Linked DNA regions of Homo sapiens: region 1 is linked to region 2. The links are chromatin loops, found by intact Hi-C in ENCODE. Cell type or tissue: mammary epithelial cell. All regions are shown on one strand. Links, peaks and the distances in the headings refer to the core of each region. The heading gives the core; the rest is flanking DNA. Region 1 overlaps C3orf52 (chromosome 3 open reading frame 52). Region 2 overlaps TMPRSS7 (transmembrane serine protease 7).

What was found. Peaks named below come from ENCODE experiments on the same cell type or tissue, not always from the same donor. Only the 100,000 strongest peaks of a DNase experiment are listed, where the experiment ranks them.
Region 1: it touches region 2 in a loop (4-fold over the local background); 1 of 110 quality-filtered maps calls a loop at or near these places.

Annotation. Positions count from the first base shown.
Region 1 is chr3:112,099,297-112,104,685 of GRCh38, reverse strand. It overlaps C3orf52 (chromosome 3 open reading frame 52), which reads right to left. Exons shown (of 6, transcript NM_024616.3): 3 at 1,721-1,848. Among named protein-coding and RNA genes, the nearest start is that of MIR567, 11 kb to the left of the region's middle. RefSeq lists an enhancer at 1,846-3,045. In mammary epithelial cell, for the core only: no CTCF peak of the experiment used is centred there; a DNase peak (open chromatin) is centred at 2,535; H3K27ac peaks cover 1,466 bases.
Region 2 is chr3:112,041,610-112,046,998 of GRCh38, reverse strand. It overlaps TMPRSS7 (transmembrane serine protease 7), which reads right to left. Exons shown (of 18, transcript NM_001395507.1): 3 at 4,949-5,079; 4 at 2,677-2,744; 5 at 1,056-1,249; 6 at 1-25. Among named protein-coding and RNA genes, the nearest start is that of TMPRSS7, 9.6 kb to the right of the region's middle. In mammary epithelial cell, for the core only: a CTCF peak has its summit at 3,167 (motif pointing right); a DNase peak (open chromatin) is centred at 3,178; H3K27ac peaks cover 250 bases.

The DNA of each region.
Region 1 (5,389 bases), core at 193-5,192, 58 kb before region 2:
CAAATACCACCTGGTCCCCCAAAACCTACGGAAATAAAAAATAAAAATAAATAAATAAATTTAAACAATCTAAAAAAAATTTAAAGATATAAATGAAGAGAAGGAGAAAGAGAAATCTGGAGTAATCATCACAGGATACCAACTCCTGTGATAAAAGAAGCAATGAAATCTCATGCGTGGGTACCCAGAAACTGATTCTGATGTGACCTGGATGGAATCGCCTCTTCAGGAGCTTTTGTAGGAATCAAATCGAATGGAAGTTAGATAAACAGCACTCACTCCATTCAACCTAGCAATGGCAGAGAAGAATTTAATGGAGGGCAGCCTGCTCTTGCCTAGATTTTCTTATCAAAATTTCTGGGTCTGGCTGTGAACCACCTTGTCTTTGACAGGATGATCAGGATGCCCCACCCAACGGTCCTAGTCTGGCTGCAGAGCTTCCATCTTCCACAGAGGGTTCATTCTCCTGGGTTTCTCATCCCATGACTGACACCGCCATCCATCTGCCCAATCACTCAACTGGAGCTTGGAGTCATGCTCTCCTCACCACCACCCAATCAGTCATGGACTCTTATTGAGTGAGAATACCTCTTAAATCTCACGCAAATCTTCCTTATTTTCCCGACACTGCCCTAGTTCAAGTCTCCCTCATTTCTCACCTGGACTATTGTAACACCTTCTAACTGATCTCTTCCTCCTGGCTTTCTCCACCAAAACACAGAAAGGCTAAAAGGAAAAATCTAACTGTGTCAATCTGCTGATTAAAATATTTTGGTGCCTTATTGAAGAGTGGGAAAGCCTTCATGACCTGACGCCTGCCTTCCTTTTTAGCCTTATCTCTGCCAGCTGTCACCACAAAGCATGGGAAGGCCACAGTACACTACTTTGCAGATCCTTTAATGTCCCATGCTTTTTTATTTAGAACATTCCTACCTCATTTCAAAACTCATCCTGAGCATCACTTCACTTAACAGGCCTTTCATGCCTTCATCTTCACCTGAGGTAGCTCAGATGCCCCTCCTTTGCCACTGTACAACACACTAGAACATACCACACTATTATAAAACGATCTTTTTAGTCACTTCCTGTACTTGGACTGTGAGACCCCTGAAGGCACAGACAATGTGGCCCTGGCACTTGGCATGCTGTCTAGCACATCACAGACCCTCAATGAATACTATAGGTTGAATTAAATGTAGGACCTAAGGGAGTAAAAAGAACAGTGTCCTCCAGCATTTATGCAGCTGGAGGCCAGGAATCTTCCCTCTGGCTTTGCACTACAGTAAAGATATTTACTTATTTTTTTAACAAAGTTTTATTTTAGGCTCAGGAGAATACATGTGCATGTTTCTTCTATAGGTAAACTCGTGTCATGGCGGTTTGTTGTACAGATTATTTTGTCACCCAGGTACTAAGCCTAGTACCCAATAGTTACTTTTTTTCCTGCTCCTCTCCCTCTTCCCACCCTCCGCCCTTAAGTAGGCCCCAGTGTCTGTTCCTCTCTTCGTGTCCATGTGTTCTCATCATTTAGCTCCCACTTGTAAGTGAGAACATGTGGTATTTGGTCATAAAATATATTTATAAGCATCATTTTCTGCTAAAATCCAGACAAAGAATCCAAAATTGAAGCTACTTACTCTATAGCTCTATGCCAATTATTCTAGCAAAATTCATATTCTAATGTCAAGAACTCCTTAGGCAATATATAAGATGGAATTACCCTTTCGGTGAGCAGGTGAGGCAATTCCTCTTCAGCAACACACTCCTCTGGAATCTTCAGCATGATGAAGAATGTTTTGTTTGATGATAATTCAAGTATTTCATTTTCATCTTCATCAACATAAGTTACTAAAGAAAGTAGGGGAGGTGGAAATGAAAAACAAAAGTAAACACCTGCATATAATAATAAACTTATTTATTCCATTGACTGCCATACTTAAACATAACTATGAGCATCAAGGGTAAAGGCTGAACACAGCAAGCAAGTGTAAGCAGAAATGCTTTCTCCACTCAGCAAAATTGAGTAAAATACAGGGGTTTGCCTCTATCAAAATAAAAAGTTTGTTTTATGGCAAAGGGGTCTCAGATTCCACTGAATACAGACTGGGGAAAGGGCCCAAGGGAGTAGGAAGAATATGAACTTCCTTATTAGACTAAACCTGCAGCTTAGCTAGGTACACAGGTGTCAAGGCAGGTACTGGGAGACGGTGGGGGTGGCTAAACTACACTCAGAGCCCCAGGGTGTGCAGGAATTGTTCAGGTCAATGAATTAGCATGTATTAGGGTCAAGGTATATTTATAGACTCAGATTCCGAAATCATTTACATTTTATAAATGGGAAAACAGACCCAGAGGGTTGACGAGTTTGCCTAAAACAATGAGTGATGAAGGACAGGAAGTGGGAGCAAGTAACTGCATTGACTCACCTCCCAATTCTGTGCTGGCAAAGACCACCATGAAGAAGTGACATCATCGACTCAAACAACAGAGGTGACTAGAAAATGAGCATGCGAGTCCATGTCTTGAAGTCTCCCCAGGAAGACAGAGGATGAGCATGAAGTCATCACTCTAGACTATGTCTCACAGGACAGGTATGTTGACATGCTCTGCTTGCAGAAGGGAAGCTAAACTATATTCAGAGCCCCAGGGTGTGCAGGAATTACATTCCTGGGACAATTAGTTATGTATTGCTGCTTGTGTTTAATGACTGCCATCTAATTGATTTTTAAGTAGTTGGAACTAAAGGAAAATCACACAAAGTGAGGAGCCAGGCGCCAGAAGCTAGCACTACTGTGCTAATTATGCTCCCCTGGCTCCACAACAGCCTCACCAGCTGGTCCCACACAGGAGACTACCTCTCTGGCCCTGAGAAAGGCGTAGGTGGGAGGAACCAGGTGCTTATATTGCCATAGACTTTAAGACCATAGTGGAATAAATTCAGTGTTTGAGATGGAAGGACAGGTAAAAAGGAGGAAGATTCCTGGTATTCCGGTTACTTATTCTGTGATGACATCTGGAAATACGAGGCATTACGAGCAAGGAATGTGCAGAAAAGAGTTAATATAGCAGGCCTGAGATTGCTAGCATAAGAAAGGCCTCCTCAAAATTGGTCCTGGCTGGTGTCTGAGAACCTGGATTTTCCCCTGATGAGAGGGGCTCACTGTGCCTCAACTGTTTGTACAATGTGGCTAACATCTCCTTTCCTTCTGGGAGTCTGGATTTTTAGTGCATAGTAGGCAGAGGCTACGTATATGACCAAGCCCCAGTGAAAACCCCGGGTACTGAATCTCCAATAAGCTTCCCTAGTAGATGAGATCTCACATGTGTTGTCACAGCCTATCGCTGGAGGAATTAAACAAGTCTGGTGCAACTCCACTGAGAGAGGACACTTGAAAGCTTGCTCCTGGTTTTCTCTGGATTTTGCTGTAATTAATCATTTGATGTAATGTATCCTTTTGCTGTAATAGATCATAGTGATCAGTAGGACTGCATGCTGAGTCCTGTGTATCCTCCTAGCAAATTGTTGAATCTAGGAGTAATCTTGGGGACCCCCAAACGTAGGGAATTATCCCTGCGTCCTTAATTGTTATAAGTCATGACATTATGTTGTATGATTTAAAAAAAAAGTTACGCCTTCATAGCAAAAAATTTTGCAAAGTGCAGGAAATTGTAACAAAGCAAAGAAAAAAATACGAATAATCTTGCAATCAAGAGGGTTTTTTCCTCCTATACTTGATATTATATATTTAAGGTCCTAACAAATAGGTAATTTATATCCTGCTTTTTGTTGTTTGCTGCCATTATTGCTTACTTATCCTGATTGTTCTGTTGTAAACATATCAAAAGCCATTTCCCATGTGCTTAAAATTCCTTGCAAAGATTATTTCAATGGCTTCATAATGTTCATAATAGGCTCACCTATTTTCTTAAATATGACATTTATCATTTTTAGCTTTCTACTTCTATAAATAATATTTCAATGGGTATCTTTGAGCTCTATACCCACCATGTAGATTTCCATAATAGATATCAATGCCTCAGAAAACAATAGGGGATGCCAAGAGGATAGATACAAGGTTCAAATAACTGCTAAACTCAAGGACACTGAGAAGAGATGCCAAGTGTGAAAACAGGCCTCCCATAATAGCTCTGACACATATTTAATGTGTATCATTCAAATCATGAATCTGTACCAAGACCTATCTAAATAGTTGTGTGTGTCAAAATAATAACAATAGTAACAACGACAGGCTTACTCAGTCAGGAGAGTTTTTATGTCACTAATGAGATAATCTGGGCTATACTTATTCGTGTAGAAAAAACATATTTTTAAAAATCACAAAAACATGTGTTGTATGTTGAAGGAACATGAAAACAGTTCTTTGGCTAGAATATAAGAAATTAAGCTAGAGAGAGAGCCCTTAAACGCCAGATACCTTCAAGGGGTAATGGAGTGTTGTTAAACATCGCCCACGAAGAAAGTAGAGGCTGGTGTTTAATGGAGGTTAATCGGGTGGTCATGGATGGGATAAATGAAACGAGGAGAGATGAGGCAGAGAGGCCAACAGGCACAAGTTTGGAACAGACTGATTTGACTGACAGCAGAAGGAACAAAAAGAAAAAATTAATGAGAAAGCCCAGGATAGTAGAAACAGAGCTGGCTTTAAAGGCAGCCAGACTCAGTCTGAACTCCTGTTGGCTATTTGTTAGCCAGGTGACCTTGAGCAAGTCACTTAAATCTCTGAAGCTACTTCTCCAACAGAAATATCAACACCTACAATGTAGGTGATAGTAAAGATGAAAACCAACATGCATAAAGTATCCTGCATGGTGCCTTGTAGTAAGTGGGAAAGTTGCTATCAAGACACTACCAAGGAATAACTGGTAAGATTTGGCCATTATCTAGATATGAGAAAGAAGAAATCAAAAAGGTTTCCAAGATATCAAGCCCAGGAACAGGAAGAATAATAGCTACTGTATTAAGTATGACGTGCAAACATTCTACTATGCACCTTATGAATATATTTTCCTCACATAATCCTCACATTAACCCAATGAGTTAAATATTGTTGTTTTCATTTTTAAATGAAGACACTGAGGCTTAGAGAAAATGCATAATTTGTTCAGGTCAATGAATTAGCATGTATTAGGGTCAAGGTATATTTATAGACTCAGATTCCGAAATCCTTTACATTTTATAAATGGGAAAACAGGCCCAGAGGCTTGACAAGTTTGCCTAAAGTTACACAATTGGATAGTAGCAGAACTAAAATAAACTTGGTCTTATATAAAGGGTGAGTGAATGGGGAAAAGATGAACAAATTGGGATGAAGGATATGTTATGGTCTGAATGTTTGTGTCTCCCCGAAAAATGCATATGTTGAAATCT
Region 2 (5,389 bases), core at 245-5,244:
GACGAGTAATCCGACCGAAGCCCAGCTGCATTGAAAAAGCACATGAGAAGAGATTGAATCCTATCATTTCATTTTGTTAGAATTTTGCTTAGTAAAAATTATTTTCAGTCCTTCTTTAAAGGCAATCAAACACATCTGGGATTTACTTTAAAATAATCCAGTGAGGATGAGGTAGTTGTTCAGGTATTTAGAGATCAAATAGAATAGTCATGAGTGAGTTGGTAGTTGTCGAGGTTGAGTAAAGGGTGTATGAGAGTTCACTATACTATTCTCTTTACTTTTGTATCCTTGAAATTGTAGTTGCAAGTTTCAAATATTTTCAAAGGTAAAAAAGCAACCAAACAAATATGATATTAGTCCTATATATGAAATAGTACATGAGATACAGAATTTTCTATGAGATTTTTCCTTTATTTAACAAATATTTGTCAGCTACCTACCATATGCCTAGTGTATGTGTGTGTGTATAATATACTTATATATTTTTAAATACACACAAATTTATAATATACTTATAACATGTTCATATATGTATTTTATCTATAAAATTTAAATCAAAACAGAAAACTGCACAAATTTTGAGTTATGCAATCATTAAACCATTTTACTATCAAGGCAAACAATGAAATTTGCATTTGGGGCTATGAAGCAAGCTGTTTTGGAGTGTTGGACAACATTACACAGTAAAGGGACAGTTCTGTCTGGGCAAGTAAAGTAACAAGATAAACCTCAGCAAAATTCTTCCTTGTCTAGGGTTTTGTTCTTTGGGGACTTAGTTTGATGATGCATGACCTGAATAAAGGTAGGTAGAGGTACACAGTAATACATTCAATTTCGTATGTATATTGTCCCCACATCTATTGTTCAATTGCAATATACAACATTTAGCAATTTCCTTTACTAACATAGCTCCAATGTCTTTAGTTAATCCTGCGCCACTGGGATTGTGGGGTAATCCCACATTGTAATGCTTCATTACAATGTTGACTATAATCATGGCAAGTATCAGGAGTCCTGCAGGAAGGAATGCTAAAGGAAAATTACCCAACAATCACCATTTAGTACCACAGAGTCCATGTCCACAGCCAGTCCCTGCAAGCTCCCCACAGAGGTCCGGTTTATGATGCTTGTCTGGATGGAGTCCTTCAAGATGGCGGCAACACAGTCTTCACAGAAGATGTGGCCTTTGGCACGTGGCATGACAAAAACAATCCAAAAGTGGACAAGGAGGCCGCCTTTGTTGTTGCTGCTATAACGAAAAAAGAGAGATCATCAGGGACCTCATAGGACTTTACAGAGAAGAAATACCCAGATGATGGATTCAAGGTAAGGCCAATGAGCACATCCTTCAACTGAAGCTAGCTCCCTTCTTTAGGTAGTCATTGACGTCTGTTATGAAGATTGGCAAAGGACAGCATCATGTTATATGTATTCAGACCATAGTGTTGGATTCTAATCTAAAACCATTACTGTAGAGTTGCGTCTCCATGGAGAATATGCTATTTCTATGGATATCAATCAGTATTCACTGCCATTAAAATTTAAAACCATGGCTGGGCATGGTGGCTCACGCCTGTAATCCCAGCACTTTGGGAGGCTAAGGCAGGCAGATCACCTGAGGTCAGGAGTTCGAGACCAGCCTGACTAACACGGTGAAACCCTGTCTCTACTAAAACTACAAAAATTAGCCAGGCATACTGGCAGGTGCCTGTAATCACAGCTACTTGGGAGGCTGAGGCAGGAGAATTGCTTGAACCCGGGAGGCAGACGTTGCAGTGAGCTGAGATCATGCCATTGTACTCCAGCCTGGGCGACAGAGCGAGACTCTGTCTCAAAAAAGAAAAAAAATTAAAACCATTACAATGTTTGATACTCTGCCATGTCCGGGGACTGTGCTAAATCTGCTTTATCCCATTTAATCTTATGAGAAGGTCCCATTATTATTCCAGTTTTATAGGTGAGAAAACTGAAGCCGAATACAACTCCAAGTCACATAGCTAGTAGCAGATCCAGTAATTAAGCCCAATTTGGTTTCCAGTCGGCCCCCAGAGCCTGAGCTCCTAATGACATAAATACTGCCACGTTTTAGGAAAGGAACATAACATGGCATTCTGCAGGAAATGACTTGGGAAATGGAAGGTTAAGGAAACTAATCAAGTTGCTATACTCCAAGGCTTCTCAGTGCTTTAATATGTCAAAGTGGATTGTGGATTGTGAATCTCTGCAGATATATTGGGAGTGGGTGGGGGTGGGATATAATATATGGTGCACGATTTTTTCTAAAAATTATTTGACCATGAATCCCCTTTTTTCTCAGAAGATCTCTAGTGACCAGTTTTTCACTGAACATTAAGAAATCATGGTCTGTGCTTTATTTTTGCCTCCACCCTCCACCCAATATGATAGACAAGTTTATGGCCATTTTGCACAGCAGCACTGCTATAGGGGTTCAGGATTCTAGCTATGGGGAGAAGGTCGGGATTTGGTGGATAAAGAGCAAAAACACAGCAAGAAAGAAGGGCAGTGAGTTGAGTCGCTAGTTGTGCTAATACAGTATGAATCCCCAACCACTTCCAAGAAGTTACTTGGGAATGGTGGAATCTCAGCCTTTTCATAGCCTTGAATGGACTTTAGAACAATGAACACAGAAATCTCAAAACAAGGGACATGCATTACCTGACATCTGCAACAACAGACTGCTCATAAAATTTGGAGAAGGCAGATGTTGTATAAACCAGGTTTATCTGAAAAAGAATAGTTGAGGTATCTGAAGTATTTCATACTTGACTTCCTTTTACAGTATCTTAAATGTTGTAGGCCCAAGCTCTGACAGCCAGCAAGAAGAAATGCAAGCCTCAAAATAAAGGCTCCTAACTCCACACCCCGGCATTATTTCTTGAATTCAAATAAATTCTTCCTGCAACAATCTTGAGTGACTTACTTTCATTCTGCTATCTGTGAAAAATCAGTGAAAAGTCATTTATTGCTCTCTTTAAACTCAAACTTAACTTCTGTATTCTCCCCACTGCAAAGGTTAATTTTCCCCACAGTTAACAAATCAAACTCATTTAAGTACATTTTCATAGTACAGTAGTCTGACCCAACGTCTTTTCTATCAGTGCACCAGCGTCGACCATATTCTTAAGGACACATTCTCACATTAGCCACTAGGGGGCGAGTGGTACCCACAGCCAGGTCTACCAGCCCCCTTCATAACAAACTCTAGGGAAGCGCCCCAGCCATTTTAAAACTTCATAATTGGATCTCAAGGGAGAGCTCTGTTTCAATCGATTTACCTTCTTGGCCCTTACCTAGCATTTCTAAAAGCAAACTCACTCTCTTCTCCCCAGTCATTTTCTCTAGTATTCCCCTTCCTATGTAATTTGAAAACCACTTACATAATTGCCCAAGATTTAAAAACAAAAAAATTTAACCCTTAGAAATTATGAAGTGTAGTGGAAACAATATAAGCTGTGAAATTTAAATTCACTGTGCAACACAGAACATGTTGCCTAAACCTGTTTAGGCAGGATTTTTTTTTTCTTTTTCTTTTTCACCTATAAAGTGGTAATCAAAACACCCACCTCCTTGGGATAATTTTAGAAATAATTGGTATACAGTCATATGCCACATGACATTTTGGTCAATGACAGACCACATATATGACAGTAGTCCCATAAGATTATGATGGAGCTGAGCAACTCTTATCATCTAGTGATTTGTGTTACAATTGCCTACACTGTTCAGTACAGTAACATGCCGTCCAGGTTTGTGGCTTAGGAGCAGTAGGCTATACCATCTAGCCTGGGTGTGTAGTAGGCCATTCCAGCTACGTATGTGTACACACACTCTATGATGTTTGTACAACAGTATCTCCATTGTTAAGCGACACAGGACTGTATAAATATTAGAGGCAAAGGGTTTAGTGACGTACCCAGTATATAGCAGGCATTCAATAAGTAAAAGCTGCTCTGAGCACTATTGTCTTTGATGTGCCCTCTCTCTCACCACCTTTCCTCATTCTACACAGCCAGTCATTGTGTCAAGTTCATCACTATGACAACCCTCTCCAGTACCGTGGAAATACAAATTGACAGCAACGTTCTAGTTGGTAATATGTGCCAAGAGCCATGAATAGATACTTTTCTATTTGTCCAAGTAATTATGCTTTTAGGAAACCACCTAAGGGAGTAGTCAGAGATACTCACAAAGAATGTGGCAGTTTTGCTGTCACATTATCTATAGCAAAAGTTGGGAACAGCCTAAACATCCAATAAATAGGGATTTGCTAACTTTGAGTCTATTGTAACTTATATTTTTTAAAGGAAGATTTACGTGCATAGAAGCATGCAATAGCATGCTAAGAGAAAATGTTAGTTTATAAAACTGAATATAATATTCCAATATTGCACTATTCTCTATGTCTGTGTATTTCAGAATAAAAAGGGGCTTTGTCTCCGGTGATGACATTAAAGAAGATGTTAGTTTTTAAAACATAATCATCTGAATTTTGCTAATTTTTATAATAAATATGTATTAGTTCTACAATGAGAAAGTTATTTTTTTACAATGAAGAGATTGCCAGGGCATCAAGGTTGAAATAAATGTGTACAATAATGGAATTAATCGGTATGCATCTAACTTCAGAACTGGAAGGTGTTTTAAAGGTCATCTGATTCCAATTCTTTTATTTTACGGTTCAGAAGAACTGAAGCTGAGAGAGCCATTCTTTTTTTTACATTGGAGCATGGGGGCAGGGGGAGAAATTCTATCTTATAGCCAAGATGTGCTAGATTTCATGTTTTCTTCTGACACCTTCCTTTGTCTACCCTGCCCTCTACTTCCCTAAACCCTGCTCACCTGTGACACTTGTGTTCCCCTCCAGCTTCATCCCCCACCTCCCCGCAAACCCACTCTACCCTAATACCCTCTACCTCCATCGCCTCACCACTTGCTGCACAGTCCGTGACACTGAAAGAAATTCCCTGGACTCCTTTTGTCGGTATTCGGGAAGAAACTCAATGTTGGTGATGCGAAACATCCCAGCAAAGTAAAAAGCATCTTTGCTTTCTGTTTTACCTGTAAAATAGGAAAGAACAAGATTCGGAGGCTTTCCCATCTGTGTGGCAGTAAGGAATTGTCTGAGCTATGTCAGTATGAGGCTCCTAAAATAATTTTATTTTAGGCAGCTACATACTAACTGGTTCAGAGCCTGTGAACTTTTAAATGTAGGTAACAACATCTATTTCATCAGCAGCAAATAACCGTATCTCAGAATATTCCTTCTGTCCACTCTGGCAAATACTTAAGAGCAAGATTAAAAGGATCTCATGGCCCTTGTGTGTTACTTTTCTGTGGCCCATATATACCCTGCTTTATCATAATTTCT